2 separate regions of the Mus musculus genome follow, and region 1 is linked to region 2. The links are chromatin loops, found by intact Hi-C in ENCODE. Cell type or tissue: heart. All regions are shown on one strand.

The links. Hi-C counts contacts between places; a loop is a spot of excess contacts. Peaks named below come from ENCODE experiments on the same cell type or tissue, not always from the same donor. Only the 100,000 strongest peaks of a DNase experiment are listed, where the experiment ranks them.
Region 1: a loop joins it to region 2, with 11 times the contacts of the local background. A loop is called at or near these places in 3 of 42 quality-filtered maps.

The regions. Positions count from the first base shown.
Region 1 is chr11:77,462,312-77,470,311 of GRCm38, forward strand. Coro6 (coronin 6) reads left to right here and starts at 1,600. Exons shown (of 10, transcript NM_139128.2): 1 at 1,600-1,799; 2 at 3,355-3,477; 3 at 3,884-4,013; 4 at 4,107-4,288; 5 at 4,913-5,032; 6 at 5,955-6,059; 7 at 6,150-6,295; 8 at 6,599-6,656; 9 at 6,746-6,976; 10 at 7,068-8,000. The coding sequence starts at 1,602. The coding sequence ends at 7,190. Mir12181 (microRNA mir-12181) reads left to right here and starts at 5,207; the gene lies at 5,207-5,263. In heart, CTCF peaks have their summits at 35, 4,938 (motif pointing right) and 5,747 (motif pointing left); DNase peaks (open chromatin) are centred at 300, 630, 4,970, 5,570 and 5 weaker places; H3K4me3 peaks cover 2,645 bases; H3K27ac peaks cover 3,475 bases; H3K27me3 peaks cover 4,272 bases.
Region 2 is chr11:77,624,857-77,632,856 of GRCm38, forward strand. It overlaps a transcript of Taok1 not described here. Among named protein-coding and RNA genes, the nearest start is that of Taok1, 21 kb to the left of the region's middle. In heart, CTCF peaks have their summits at 4,873 (motif pointing left) and 5,729 (motif pointing right); DNase peaks (open chromatin) are centred at 505 and 5,645; H3K4me3 peaks cover 1,132 bases; H3K27ac peaks cover 788 bases.

The sequences.
Region 1 (8,000 bases), 160 kb before region 2:
TAGCTGCGCGATTGCGGCAGGAATGCGGCGCGCAGGCACCTGATCTCGCGCGGTGGCTCCCATTCTCCGTGTCTCTCTTTGGACCAAGCGCCTCCCGAACCTGTATGCGAGGGACGGTGGCAGACACGAGGCACGAACACCCCGCCAGCGCACGCACACTTACTTTTCCCTTTTTACAGCGGAGTTGAGACGCCCGCCGGACTTTCGCGCGCTGGACAGGGCGTAGCCGCTCTGGCCTGGCCCTGCCCCCGTCCGGCCCCGCCCCCTCAGGTTGATGGCAGCAGCAGCTGGGACTGCAGCGGAGCCCGCAGCCGAGAGCCGCAGGCAGCGGCCGGAACACCCTGGCCCGGACGCACGGACGCCGCCTCCTCGGCCCTTCGCATACCCCGGCCCGCTCCGCAGAGGAGTCGCAGCGTGAGCACCCCCGCCCGGCTTAGGACCAGGTACCCCCCTCCCTGCCTCCGCCACCGCAGCCAACGGCGCGGGCGGGGTCTCTGGAGGGGGCAGAGGTCTGCGCCCCCCCCCCCCCCCGCCGCTAAATTCAGTTCGTCAGGGCGGACTTGGTGTCTATATTTGGCCGGACAGCGGCTGGCGAGGAGACACCTAGTCTCACAGGAACGCACTGCCGGGGCAGGAGGCTGGAGGAGGGGGCGAGTAGGCCGGCCTTCAGGCCTGGGGCTACAGAAGTGGTTTGAAGGGCACAAGGATGCCCGGGCAGGGGAGGGGCAGGAAGCAGTTGGCCTTTGGGAGAACCTGCTGTGTCCCCTTGGGAAAAGTAGCAAGCATTGCTAAGCTCCTAGCTCCAGAAGCCGAAGTCGTAGAACCAGAAAGAGGACCTCACCTCCTCCCTGGTTGCACATCTGGTCCTTGCAGGTGGGGTCGAGGGCCCCCACCCTCAAGAGAACGGACTAGCCAGCCCAGGCATCGCACCCAAGAGGCTGGACCAAAGTATGATATTTGTGTCAGATGACCATAGCCAGGACTCCCCCACCCCACCCCATCCGGAGAAATCAGTGCATGGGGAAATAGACAGAAGGAAGATCGCCCTACTCCCACATACCCCACACCACCGGAGGAATCTTTTAAAAAGAGTAGGAAGCAGGGCTAACAAAAGGACCTCTTCTCTTGGCCAAGCTGTAGAAAAAGACACACCGGCTTGAACTCAGCGATGTGAATATGGGATCTTGAGGGCTGCAGTCCTACCTAGCCTTGAGCTACGGTCCACTGACTAAAAGAGAAGGTGTTGGGTGGGGAGCCTTTCAGAGAGACAAACACTTGCAAAGAGGTCTCATACATGACTAGCAGCATGAGGGGACCCCCTGATATTCCTCCTCAAAACATTAGGTCTTGGAGGAAGTTTCAGCCCTGTGTCAGCCTCTGCTATCCCGGCTAGCCTGTGTGTCTAAGAAGCGGTGAGATTCCCCATCCTTGTCCCTCATATTAAACAACATGAGACAGATGTCAAAAACCAGCCTCCAACTTTGGTCACTTTGAAGATCCTGGCCAGATAATCCTACTCACTCACTCCTCCCTTCCACAGCTCGCAGGATTAAGGACCAACGTGCCTCTAGACTCTGATACTCCCTATCTTTGCCCCAGCCATGAGCCGGCGTGTTGTTCGGCAGAGCAAGTTCCGCCACGTGTTTGGTCAGGCAGCAAAGGCTGACCAGGCCTATGAGGACATCCGGGTATCCAAGGTCACATGGGACAGCGCCTTCTGTGCCGTCAACCCCAAATTTCTAGCCATTATTGTGGAGGCTGGAGGTGGAGGTGCCTTCATTGTCCTGCCTCTGGCCAAGGTGAGGGGTGAGGGGAAGAAAGCAATTGGGAGGGCACTGGCTAGGGTCTCTGGGATATATCCCACACTAGCCTTTTCTCACTGAAGTCCAGGCCTCCAGAAGGGCAGTCTGTGTGGACTGGGTACTCTGTCTTTGCCAAACCCACAAAGAATGGTGGAGAACAGCAACATCAGCGTGACCTGTGCGCCCGATCTCTAGGCCACAGAGCACTGTGTTCCTAGCAGAAACCAAGATGGGTGTTAGTGATGGAGATGGTTGGGATACAGCAGACCAAGGTCCAGTCAGACTCTAACCTTATCTTTACCTAGTGTCAGAGAAAGGCAGAGTCAGAGAGATGGAGAGAGACACACAGACACACACAGAAACAGAGAGAGACAGAGATACAGAGAGAGAGAGAGAGAGAGAGAGAGAGAGAGAGAGAGAGAGAGAGAGAGAGAGAGGTGTTCAGACTCTGATCCTGGGAGTGGGATGAAACTAAAAAGAGAAGTTACAATAGTCAGAGCCTTCCCTCCCCTGCACATGAGGGAAAGGGCCAGGCACTGACTGCCACCTTTGCAGACACGTAGCCATCTGTACCCCAGGAGAGATACCCCAAAGCATAACCTTGACCTAGATACTGAGCCCTATACCTTGCTAAAGAAGACCTCACAAGTGGTGGGGTCAGGACAGGCCTGACAATAGCCTATGACTCACGCTGGACAATGCAGACACCATCCAGAGACAGCATCCCAAGGGCTCACATTTCAGCCCGAGCCACCTCCTCCCCCAGTGTGACTGCCATGTCAATGGCATTTAGTCACCCTCTCTCCCAGACTATGTGCTTTGGGCCAATGCCAACCCCTGCAGAGTCTTCAGAGCTCCCACAACTTACTCATGAAGACAAAAAGAAAGACGAGTGCCAGCCCCTGGTAAGGGACACTCAGCACCAAGACTGCGTGCTGCCTATGACTCCAAGGTGAAACCAAGGGAGAGGTCTGCCCCAGGGGCTAAGCCACTGCCGTCAGAGTCACTCACTCAGACCTCTCTCTCCAGGGGCTTGCCAAAGGTCCTCCAACTTGGGGGACAGGTTCAAGCACATCCTCCTCACAGGGCATGTGGGTTCACGCCCATGAGCCCAGCACTGGGAAGACCGAGGCAAGATCAGCCTAGGCTAATCAACATAATGAGACCTTAACTTGAGTCTGGGTTCCGTGTCCTGCTGTGGGTACTTTGTTAGGTCAGCCTGTCTCTCTGAATCAGACTTCCTAATACAAAGGCATTCACACTGTGCATCTCCAGCAAAGTTCAAAGAGTAGACTGAGGGTGGGGGTGGGGTTAAATTCTGAAAAAGGTCTGCAAAGAGAAAACTAATAACACAGATTTGAGAGGTAAACAAATCTACTGCCCACTTCAAAACCACATACAGGAGAGCAAGGGCCTGGGATGCAGCTCATTGGTTGACCATTTACTTAACAAGTGCTGGGCCCTGAGTTCCGTTCCCAGCGGTGCTTGTGCACACACACACACACACACACGAATGACAGTGAACCCATATCACCCTCTCTGACCCCTCCAGACAGGACGAGTGGATAAGAACTACCCACTGGTCACTGGGCACACTGGCCCTGTGCTGGACATTGACTGGTGCCCACACAATGACAACGTCATCGCCAGTGCCTCAGATGACACCACAGTCATGGTAGGAGACTAGTGGATGCTGCCAAGCTGGGCTGGGGAACGGGGAGGTGTCTCACCTGTGCTGGGGAAGATAATAGAAGGGGTAGAGGCCAGGAGCTCTGCCCTGTCCTGCCCAGTTCCCAGATTATTTTTAGTTAAATACATACCTGCGCCCTCCCAGAGGGCACTGCCTAGAACTAATTATAACCATGGATAACTTGGGGCCCTAAGAGCAGGGGTACAGCACTCTGAAGTTTTCTTGACAGAGTAAGGCAGTCTTTGGAGAGCTCACAACTGCTGCTTCACGGTGCTGGTACCACCAAGTTTTTTTTCCTGTATTTGACCCGTACCACTCAAGAAGACCAATAGCACTAAGTGTGTGAGCCATCTCTGAATCCCACCTGCTTGTTGCCTTTCTTCCTACCTAGGTGTGGCAGATTCCAGACTACACCCCTGTAAGAAACATCACAGAACCTGTCATCACACTCGAGGGCCACTCCAAGCGTGTGGGCATCCTGTCTTGGCATCCTACTGCCAGGAATGTCCTGCTCAGTGCAGGTCTGGGGTGGGGCTAAGGAGGGTCCCTTCTGTAGATGAGGGTGGGAGTGAGGAAGGAGAGCCTCGGATGATACGCCTGGTCACTCTGGACAGGGGGTGATAATGTGATCATCATCTGGAATGTGGGCACTGGGGAGGTACTGCTGAGCCTGGACGACATACACCCTGACGTCATCCACAGCGTGTGTTGGAACAGCAATGGTAGCCTGCTAGCCACCACCTGCAAGGACAAGACCTTGCGCATCATTGACCCCCGGAAGAGTCAAGTGGTTGCGGTGAGTGCCTGGCCTGGCTGCCTATTCCCTAGCTAGCACCCCCTTGTTCAACACCAGCCGTTAGTGCCTGATACCCAGTCATCAGAGCCTCTGGTCCCAGCTTTTACCTGTCTTATCCCTACTCCGGAGATTAGTCATGACCCAACCCCCTCCGCACCCCTTGCAGGCTCAACAGCCTCAATCCCTCCTACCCTGAGTAAACTCCCAGACTGCAACCCGGTTCGCTCCCCTCCCATACATCTAAGAGCTCCGAGGAGGGCTCCTTGCTTTGAGATTGAGGAGGGAGAAGCTGGAAACTCCATCCTCCAACCAGAACCTGCATGAAACCTGAGCTTCAGGACCCTCTCCTCTCAGATATCCAACGCCATCTTCCAGGGTCTGGGGCCTGACTACCGAGACCTGACCCCCTTTCCACCCATTGACCCACTGGGTGGGGATGAAATAACCCTCAAGCGTGGCTTATCCCAGCTGGGTGCCCTGGGAGGCCAGTGGCCCTGTCCTGGCCAGCCTCCTTCTAACCTGGGAAGTCGGGTGCCTGCATGTCTGCTTGGAGCACAGGCGTGGTGCGGCTGGGAGCCGGAGGGCGGGTGGGCGGGCACTCTAACCCACTAACCCTGCGAGCAGGAGCGAGCCCGGCCTCACGAGGGCGCCCGCCCACTGCGGGCCGTCTTCACCGCAGACGGGAAGCTGCTCAGCACCGGCTTCAGCAGGATGAGTGAGCGGCAACTCGCACTCTGGGACCCGGTAGGCCAGGCGGAGGCGGGCGCATTGGCTCGCTTTGCAGGGTCAACCAGGAGCACCCTCCTGAGTGGTGGCCCAACCCAAGAGGCCCAAGTGGAGCACGGGGCTCCCTTGTGGATAGAACACCACTGCAACCCTAGGATGCCTGCAGACATCACCCGCCCCAGGGATCAGCCTTTGAGGGTGCATAAGGACTGGAACCTGCTGAGAGCTCCAGGCCTCTTGCTCTCTCACAGCCCTGATCTCCAGGCCATGGTCCTGCCACTGACCTCGGAGAAGCTGAGTTCTTAGACTCCTTTTCCCCACCCCCACCCCCACCCCACACTCAGGTTGGCAAGGTTGCTCAGATTTCCATCTCCCGAAGGCAGGCAGCAAGGTGATGCTCCTCCCTTCTCCCCCTTCCTCCCAGGAGAGGTTTGCAGCCCACGAGGGGATGAGACCCATGCGGGCTGTCTTCACGCGGCTGGGTCATATCTTCACCACGGGATTCACCCGCATGAGCCAGCGAGAGCTAGGCCTGTGGGACCCGGTAACACAGTTGGAGGCTTGGGATGTGTGCCCCGGGGGCTGGCATCACGGGCGAGGGGCCAGACGCCCTGCACCCGCAGGGTATGCCCATTCCGACAGGGCTGAAGGTTGCTGCCACCTCACACCCAACACTGCCCAGTTTTGCTGCGTCGCCTGAAGGAGCTCGCGCTGGCGCCCCCTCCTGGTGATGCCAAGTCCCTGGGGGTGGTTTGCTGTGACTGCATGCAACCGCACAGGGTGTTCCTGTGTGAGGGAAAGGGAAAGATGCATCTAGAAGAGCCTGTAGCTCTCACCAGAGCTGTCTTGGAAACGCATGGGATTTGGGGTGGCTATAAAGCGAATTCTGATGTAACCCGGGAGGAAGAACAGGGCTGGTCACTCTCCCTGTGCTCGGCAGAACAATTTCGAAGAGCCAGTGGCCCTGCAGGAGATGGACACAAGCAACGGAGTGTTACTACCATTCTACGATCCTGACTCCAGCATCGTCTACTTGTGTGGCAAGGTGCTGGAGGCTGGGCTGGAAGAACCAGGGCCAGGATGAAGATGTGAGCACGCTGTCTGGCAGTGCCATCTAAATTGGCTGGTTTTGCAGGGTGACAGTAGCATTCGGTACTTTGAAATTACGGAAGAACCACCTTTCGTGCATTATCTGAACACATTTAGCAGCAAAGAACCGCAACGGGGTATGGGTTTCATGCCCAAGCGGGGACTGGATGTCAGCAAATGTGAAATCGCCAGGTCAGCACTTTTGTCCCTCCTGTCCCCCTGCCTCTATTTCTCATGTCAGCTCCCGGGCTTCCCCTAATTGTGCTGTTCTTTGGGGAAAAAAGAAAGGAGCCATACTAGTCTTTTTCAGTGACAGTCCCAGCATTGTCCTACTAGCCTGACATTCCAACAGAGGTGTTTTAACCCAACACTGATAATGTGTGAATGGTAATTACTCGGCGTGGTGTTGACTTTCAACACCTTAGTCACAGACATAGGGATTTTAAAAAAGGATGGGGAGTCAGCAGGAATGTTGAATTTCCCCCTCCCTCATAGGTTCTACAAGCTGCACGAACGAAAGTGTGAACCCATCATCATGACTGTACCGCGAAAGGTGAGGAAGGAGGGCGTTGGCTGGAAAGCATCAAAACAGCCATCCACTGCTCAGCTCATACAGGCCCTCCTGTCCTCCCACCCCCTCAGTCAGACCTGTTCCAGGATGACCTATACCCAGACACGCCTGGCCCTGAGCCTGCCCTGGAAGCTGATGAGTGGCTATCAGGTCAGGATGCAGAACCTGTGCTCATTTCGCTGAAGGAAGGCTACGTTCCCCCCAAACACCGTGAGCTTCGGGTCACCAAACGCAACATCCTAGATGTGCGCCCGCCGGCCAGTCCTCGGCGCAGCCAGTCCGCCAGCGAGGCCCCCTTGTCGGTAAGCTCTGAGATCTGACCACGCCACCCTGACTCTATCCCCTGCCTCCTGCTCTCTGCCATGGTCTCTTCTGTCTCCCACATGCCAGCAGCAGCACACCCTGGAGACATTGCTGGAGGAGATAAAGGCCCTCCGAGATCGAGTGCAGGCCCAAGAGGAGCGCATCACTGCGTTGGAAAACATGCTCTGTGAGCTGGTGGACGGCACAGACTAGCACTGCCTACGCGCTGCAAAGCTCTGCACACTGCAGACTCAATGGGGCAGGGCGCACCGACTGGCAGCACCGGCTTTTGGTCTGGAACTCTGCACCCTGCCTCGTGGGGTTGGAATCAGGGGAGGGATCAGAAAAGAAACTCCATCTCCCACAAGAGGCCTGAACACACAGATCTTAAGTGGCAGGGACTGAGCTCCGTACTAGGTCCCCAAACATTGCAAGATCAGGCCTCGGGGAAGCCTGGGGTAATGTGGCCTTAGCAGTGGTGCTTCATGGTGAGGTGGTGTCCCTCTCTGTCCCTTACCCTGGGCAGGGGAAGTGCTTAGTATTAGCGTGATCCTGGGGATGCTGAGGGGCCTAGGCCTGACCTCACAGGAATGGCGATTCAACAGATATCCCCAGAACCTCAGGAAATTTCCAATATTTCTCCTAATAAGCAGCACCCTGTTTCTATTGCCAGAAGAGCTTAACCCACTGGCTTCAACCATAATTCTATGGCAGAGGGCTCTTCCCATCTTCTCACTTCCAAAGACGGCAGCTTCTTGGAGACAAACAGACCCCACCAGAGAAATCTCAGGAGAACAGGCACACGGAAGCAGGTTCAACACACACACACACACACACACACACACACACACACACACACACACACACACACCAGCACTCTGCTGACTCTTATAGAAACACTGAGGCATTACTAATGAAATACTTCACTAAGTACAAGTCTGTGCCTCCTGCACAGAAAGCCAATATGCTGCCCCCATTCCCCAAGGCACCATGAGGGAACCAGGCCTTGCCCAAACTAGGGGG
Region 2 (8,000 bases):
GGATGGCAGTCGGTAGAAGCCATATGGCTGTGTCCCCAGGAATTCAGTTCAAACGCAAACCTCACTCACCTCCTAGGTGGGTTTTATCCAGGTACAGGCAGCTCCTGCTATTTCCTGGCTTTCAGAGGATCGCGCCGACTCCTCCTGGTCCTACTGGGCACCATTAATACTTTAGAACGTGTTTGTGCTGAACAGTTGCTAGCATCAGACCTCTCCCCTGGTCATTCACTCAGATCTCTGAGCTACAGGCAATTAGAAGAAGAAACCATGCCAGGAAGCTCCTAGGTAGCCTTCCTGTTTGCCCTGCTTTCAGCTGCTTGCGTATCCATAGTGCTGAGAGGCATCTGGATTTACCCTATGCTAATACATAAACACGCAGCTCCATCCCCCAACAACCCCAGGCTTCCCTCAAAGAACTGTCTTTTCATTTGGCTCCTTATCACTCACCAATAAACAGTTCCCGTCCCCCACCACCACCACCACCACCACCACCACCCGGGTTTGGCTTCCGGTTGCCATGGCAACTCAAAAGCAACGAGTTGAAGCTGCCAATAAAGGCATCTGCGAGAGCTCCCTACAGCCAGACTCCTTTAAAAACAATAGTACAAAGTGGAATCACCGCTATATCCACCCTCCCCTTCCACCCCACATACACTCTTCATTGTTGGGTTGATGGAGAAACTGGCACTTTTTGGAATCACCAAGAAAGTGGTTGCTTAGCCCCAGTGGAAAGGTTTTCATACGGTAAACAATGCTTTCTCTAGATACTAGCCTAGAAAGCTGGCCAACCTGTCAGGTGTTTGCAGCTGTACAAAGGCCAAGAGATTTACAAAATAAGTCTGCCTGTGTTCTCTGTTCTTTCCTTGTATTTAGACTCGCTGTGCTTGCAAAGAAGAATCTGGGTATTTCAGGAGTAGAACTGCTGGCTGGTTTCACACAAAGGAGTCTGAGAGATGGCTCTCCAGTTAAACGCACTGGCTGTTTTTCCAGAGGTCCCAGGTTTGAGTTTTCCAGCACACACATGGAGGCTCACAACTCTCTATAACTCTGACTCTAAGGAATCCGACAACCTCTTTTGGTCTCCAAAGGCACCAGGCACATATGTGATGCATAGACATGAAGAACCAATACACATAAAAATTAAAATTAAAAAAAAAAACAACACAAGCTGACTCTTGATATACTCGGATAATACATATAAAAATGCTCTGAACAAATAGGGGCTGGAGAGAAAGTTCAAGGGTCAAGAGCAGTTGCTACTGTGGCAGAGGTCCTAGGTTCACAAGCATCTATAACTCCAGTTCCAGGGAGATCAGGTGTCCTCTCACACACTTAATATACTCACGTCCTCCTAATAGCTAGCTCCCATTCCTGTATACACCCCCCTGCAGTTCAGGTTATAGGACAGAATTGCTAAGTGCTTATTCTCTAGAGCCAAGCTTCCTGATTTGAATCCTTCCATCCTCTTGCTTTGCAACCATTGTCAAAGTTTTCTCTGATTCATTTTCCCTGCCTGTCAAACAAGGAGTGTAACAGCATCTATTTGGAGGGCTTTCATATTGATGAAGTAAATGGAGATCTATAAAGTGTAGAGAGCAGCGTCTTCCTTCCTTCCTGCGTCAAGTATCTCTGCTATATCACCATCTACTGCTGGACACGCTGTGCTGTGCTGCTGGGAACAGACAAGCTATCCTGTCCTCAAAGAACGGACAGTCTAAGTTGTGTATAGTGGTGCACTGTAATCCCAGCACTCAGGAGGCAGAGGCAGGTGGATGTCTGTGAATTCAAGGACAGCCTGGTTTACATAGTGAGTTCCAGGACAGACAGGGCTACACAAGGAAACCTAGCCTGGAAAAAAAAATGATAAAATTCCAGAGAAGACAAACCCACAGTAAGTACTAGATAACAAGGCCAAAGCTACTCTAGAAGATTAAAAAAAAAAAAAAAAAACAGGCAGGGGCCAGGAGCTGCCTGGAAGAATACCTAAGTTTCCCCCCCCCCCCAACATAAACAGATAAGTGGTTCGTGTGCCAGTTAGGCATTTTGACAACAATTTTACAAAAAAGCAACTCACTCCACTTAGCTCAGCTGTTTTATTCTAAGATATAATATATCCCAGAAAGGCCTGAGGAGCAAGACAACATTTTGGCATTTTCACCCTAATGCTTAGTCATTAGCATGACTTAGCTGTTTCCCCGGGCTGGGGCCTCATTTAGAATTATCAGTTGCTTCCTTTCTTTAAAATTAAAATGTTTGTTCTTAGTATTGTTTTTCTTCGGTGCTGGGGAGTCTCACATATGCTAGGTAATATTCTACAACTGAGTTTAGTCTCTGTGTTTCATTTTCTTCTTTGAGATACTGAGCTTACAGTTTCTTTTTAGGTAAAAACCTTGGGTCCCGTTCTCACCCTTCCCATTGTCTTGCTTGCCTGCTTGCTGTTGTGCCTTCTTTCCTTTGGCAGTGCTGAGATGGTACTTAGGTCCTCCAGTGCTGAGTAAGCACAGTGTCAGGGATGGAGCCTAGCTCCTCCCTCCAGTGCTAAGCAAGGACTCTCCTGGTGGACTATATCCAGCCCTTTCCTCTTTCAACTTTAGACTTTTAGAGAGCAAAAGATAATGTGCCTGAGTATGGCGGCTCTTGCCTTTAATCCCAGTACTGAGGCTGAGGCAGGAGGCCTGCAAATTCAAGGGAAGCCTTTTACTACACAGTGAGTTTGTGCTGGCTGGCTTTCATGTCAACTTGACACAAATTAGAGTCCTTTTAGAAGGGAGAATCCCAACTGCAAAACTGTCCTGCCAGATTGGCCTGTGGGCAAGCCTGTGGTGCCTTTCTTGACAATGATGTGAGAGGGTCCATCCCATGGTTGGTGGTTCCACCCTGCGTAGGTGGTCCTGGGGTGTATAAGAAAGCACGTTAAGCCAGGTGGTGGTGGCACAGGCCTGCCTTTAATCCCAACACTTGGGAGGCAGAGGCAGGTGAATCTCTGAGTTTGAGGCCAGCCTGGTCTACAGAGCGAGTTCCAGGACAGCCTAAACTACATTGAGAAACCCTGTCTTGAAAAAAAAAAAAAAAAAAAAACAACAACAAGAACAAAAACAGAAAAAAGAAGGAGGAGGAAGAAGAGGAGGCAGGTTGCCCAAACCATGAGGAACAAGCCAGTAAGTGGTGCTCCTCCAGGTTCCTCCTCGATTGAATTCAGCCTTGATTTTCCTCAGTGATGGACTTTGATGTGGAAGTGTAAAGTTAGCCAAAAAAGCACAGGGTGAGAGCCTGTCTCAGAACAGCAAACCCCAGGTGTGGTGGCATAGTCCTGTAACCCCAGTGCTCAGGAGGCAGGGAAGGGAAGAGCAGGAGTCCAAGGCCAGTTTTGCTTACATAGTGAGTTTGAGGCCAGCCTGGGCTATATGAAGTTTGTCTCAAGGAAACAGAGATGGGGTGTGGGGTGGGGGTGGGGGAAGCAGCTGGATGTCCCTGCAGGCAAAGGGCTTGCTGACAGGAAATGGAAGCTTAAAGACAGAGTTGGAGTCCTAGAATCCACAGACAGGTGGAGGGAGAAAGAAGAGAATTGACTTCACAAAGCTGTTCTCTGACCTCCACAAAAATACCGTGCATACACACATATACACACACTAAATAAAATCAAATGAGGTTGGGACAGAGGGAGGGAGGGAGGGAGAAGGAGGGAGGGAGGAGGGAGGGAGAGAGAACGAGAGGGAGGGAGAAAGAGGAAGGGAGAAAAGAAGGGAGGGTGAGAGAGAAAAAGGGAGGGAGGAGAGAAAGAGGGAGGAAGGGGAGAGAGAAAGAGGGGGGAGAGAAAGAGAGGGAGGAAGAGGAAGAGAGGAGAGAGAGGGAGGGAGGGAGGGAGGGAGAGAGAAGACAGAATCTGAACCTACAGTTTCTGTGCCAGGCATGTTGTAAGTCAATAGTCAGGTTCCAGTATGGTTTTGAGGGTGTAACTCAGTGGTAGAGTGCTTCCCTACCACAGGTAGAGGCCCTGGTTCAATGTCATACACAGAAAATAAATAAATCTAGAACCTTTTGTTGTTGTTGTTGTTGTTTGTTTGTTTTGTTTTGTTTTGTTTTTAAAATAAGATGTCTCTGTAGCCCTGGCTGACATGGAATTCATTCTGTAGACCAGGCTGGACTCAAACCCAAAACCTCTGCCTGCCTCTGCCTCCCGCGTGCTGGGATTAAAGGCGTGTGTCACCACACCTGGCTGAAAACATTTTATGAATAGCAGGATATTTATTTTAAAAGCTATGGCCAGGCGGTGGTGACACACGCCTTTAATCCCAGCACTCGCCAGGTAGAGGCAGGCAGATTTCTGAGTTCGAGGCCAGCCTGGCCTACAAAGTGAGTGCCAGGACAGCCAGGGCTACACAGAGAAACCCTGTCTCATAAAAACAAAAACAAACAAACAAAAAACCAACCAACCAACCAAACAAACAAACAAAGCTATGGAAAGCTGGGCAGTGGTGGCGCAGCCTTACTAAGATATAGACTAGATAGGAACTACAGATGAATACACTGTCACAGAGTGGGATGGTTCTCTGGCTTCTGATTGGCTGGCCCCAACGCCCAGCTTTTCCACTATCTTACTTCCGGAGCAGAGAGTAAAAGGATAAAATTAGGAGGGAAGACCAAGGACAAATGGGGAAGAGTCTTGTATGCCATTCTCATTAGCTCAGGTTTTACTCTGGAGCCTTTAAGAAGTTAATGGAAATGTATGAGCCAGAAATATCTTGGACAGATAGATATATTTGTTAGCAAATTCAAGTCTTACTCCTCTTTAACACTTAGAATTCCTCCAGGGCTATTTAGCCTGTTTGGGAGAGTGACACTGCCCAAGTCTTCTTTTCATATTCTGCCCTCTAGTGGTAAGAAGGAAAACAGTTATTTCAGTAACCACCACTGGGAAAGGATTTTGTTTGCTGCTTTGTCTTTTTTAAAAATTGAGGTAAAGGGGCTGCAGAGATGCTCAGCAGTTCCCAGCACCTAAATGGTCGTTCACAACCATCTGGAGCTCCAGTCTAGATACCTTCTTCTGATCTCAGGAAAGAGATGATGCCTGCTTTCCTCACACTCAACTTACCAATCAGCTATTTTTACATTTATTTACTTATTTACTTATTTATTTAGTGTGTGTGTGTGTGTGTGTGTGTGTGTGTGTGTGTGTGTGTGTGTGTGTGTGTGTGTGTAGGTCATATGACAACGTGGAAGAGTTGGTTCTCTTTCCATCATGTGGTCCTAGGGATCAGGCTTGGAGGCAAGTACCAGCAGAACCATCTTCCTAACACTGTTTGTTTGTTTGTTTGAGACACTGTTTCTCGTTTAGTCAAAGCTGACCTCCAAAGCCATATGTATCCAAGGCTAACCCTGAACTCCCTATCCTTCTGCCTCTCTGCCTCCTAGGTAAGGGGATAACTGACCTAAGTCACCTCGCGCAACTGTACACCAACTGATTTGCTCTGAATGTCAGTAACTCCTGTTTCTCTCAGAAAGACTCTCAGCTGAGACCTCACATTCGTTTCAGGATCTCCCGCAGCTCCTGAACATACACTCACCACCTGGTTTCTCACACTCACCCCCACTCCCACCTCACCGCACTCCACCATACCTCCCCTCCCCACCTTCACTGTCTTGGCTGCTTTTCCATTCACGGACTAGGCAGATTTTTCTCAACCGGCGGCCATGAGCAGTCAGCAAAGGATGGGTCTGCTGCCACCAGGTGGTACTGTAGTGAAGTGCACATTTTTCTTGGAACCATTTCCTCTCAGAAAGTTCTTACAACTTGGTGGTTTTAGTGGCTGACACCTGCCTTTCTACATCTGAGTTGTAAAAGGATAGTGCTCTCCTAGGCTCAAATCTAAAGAATGAATTTGGAGAAATAGAAATCAAGAGTGGAGTCTAAACCGGGCGTGGTGGTGCACGCCTTTAATCCCAGCACTCAGGAGGCAGAGGCAGGCGAATTTCTGAGTTCGAGGCCAGCCTGGTCTACAGAGTGAGTTCCAGGACAGCCAAGGCTACACAGAGAAACCCTGTCTCGAAAAACAAAAAACAACAACAACACCAAAACAAAACAAAACACAACAAAGAGTCAGTCTGGATAGATGGCTCAGAGGTAAAGAACGCTTTCTGCTTTTGCGGAGGACCTGGGTTTTGTTCCGAGTAAGTACCTGGTCCCACAACCAGCTGTTACTCTAGTTGCAGAACACTGAATTCTTTCTTCTGACCTCCGAAGACAGCAGGCATACATCTTTTTATACACTCATGAAGTAAAAATAAATAAAAATCTTTAAACTTTTCACATAATCGCAGGAGCTGCCCCCTCCCAGACACAGATGCACAGCGAATTCTTCATTACTGACATTGCACGGGTATGAGCAACATGCTCACAGCAGCTTCAAGAAGGGCAGGCCTGCCAAAGCATTTTCCCTGTTTCATTTGAAAAGAATTCTCTTCCCCATACCTTTACCCTCAGTCCTTTGTCCAAAGTCCCTGTGTCTCTAAGACAGAACTATGCTGATGGTAGAAGTAGAACAATCCACTCATGTCAGAGCTGGCAAGACGGCTCAGGGGTAAAGAGCCATGTAAGTTGACTGCCTTAGCTGGATCCCTGGAACCCATAGCAGACAAACAGAAATGACTCCTAAAAGTCCTCTGGCCTTCACCTGCAAACTGAGGCATGTGCTTGTACCACAAAAATGCTAATAATAAGTAGAATAAATTTAAAGAAGGAAATGTTGACTGGGAAAAAAATCAGGATCTCTCCTCAAAAACCCCAGTTGTTGGGGCTGGAGAGATGGCTCAGAGGTTAAGAGCACTGACTGCTCTTCCAAAGGTCCTGAGTTCAAATCCCAGCAACCACATGGTAGCCCACGACCATCCTTAATGAGATCTGACCCTCTCTTCTGGTGTGTCTGTAGACAGCTACAGTGTACTTATATATAATAATAAATAAATCTTCGGGCCAGAGCGAGCAGAGGTCCTGAGTTCAATTCTAGCAAATACATGATGGCTTACAACCATTTGTATAGCTACAGTGTACTCATATACATAAAATACATAAATAAATCTAAAAAAAAAACCAGTTGTTCTAAACTCTCTATGGCAACAGTCCTTTGGCATCTTCACCAGGTTTAAAGAAGTTGGGTCACTGGTCCCCTCGGTCCTTCACTCAGCACCCAGTGACAAGGTGGCCCTGTAAATCCTAGACACCCCCTAGAAGGGAGATTTTGTGACTGAGCACTGTGCTTTTCTTTTCTTTTCTTTTCTTTTCTTTTCTTTTCTTTTCTTTTCTTTTCTTTTCATTTCTTTGGTTTTTTGTTTGTTTGTTTTGTTTTTGTTTGTTTGTTTGTTTGTTTTTCAAGACAGGGTTTCTCTGTGTAGCCCTGGCTTTCCTGGAACTCACTTTGTAGACCAGCTTGGCCTCGAACTCAGAAATCTGCCTGCCTCTGCCTCCCGAGTGCTGGGATTAAAGGCGTGCACCCTGCTCTGATGTGGTTTCTTAATCTAGCACATACCCCACTTATAGTGAATTTACTCCAGAAATTCTCTAAAGCCAGGGGATTTAAGGTTTCAGTAGATTCCTTCCCCCGACCCAAGCTCCATTCACCCAGGAATTGGAGATGGAAATAACCCTGCTTGCTGGGGTAGAGCTGCACACCAGTGCTGCAGAGGTCAGAATGGCGTTGCCATGGGCAGATGTGAGAGTGTCCAACTAGAACCGTCTGTACTGAGTGAATAGACCTCCAAGCTGCTTAGAATCAGAGGTGATGGGATTAAAGCTGAGCTAGTTCCTCCATAGTATAGACGAGGAAACTAGATAGAGTCAACTAACCTGGATGCTTGAGGTTCTCAGAGACTGAGCCACCAACCGAAGAGCATACACTGGCTGGACCTAGGCCTCCCTGCACATGTGTAGCAGATGTGCGGCTTGGTCTTCATGTGGGTCCCAAACAACTGGAGTGTGGGGTATCCCATTAGCTGTTGCCTGTACA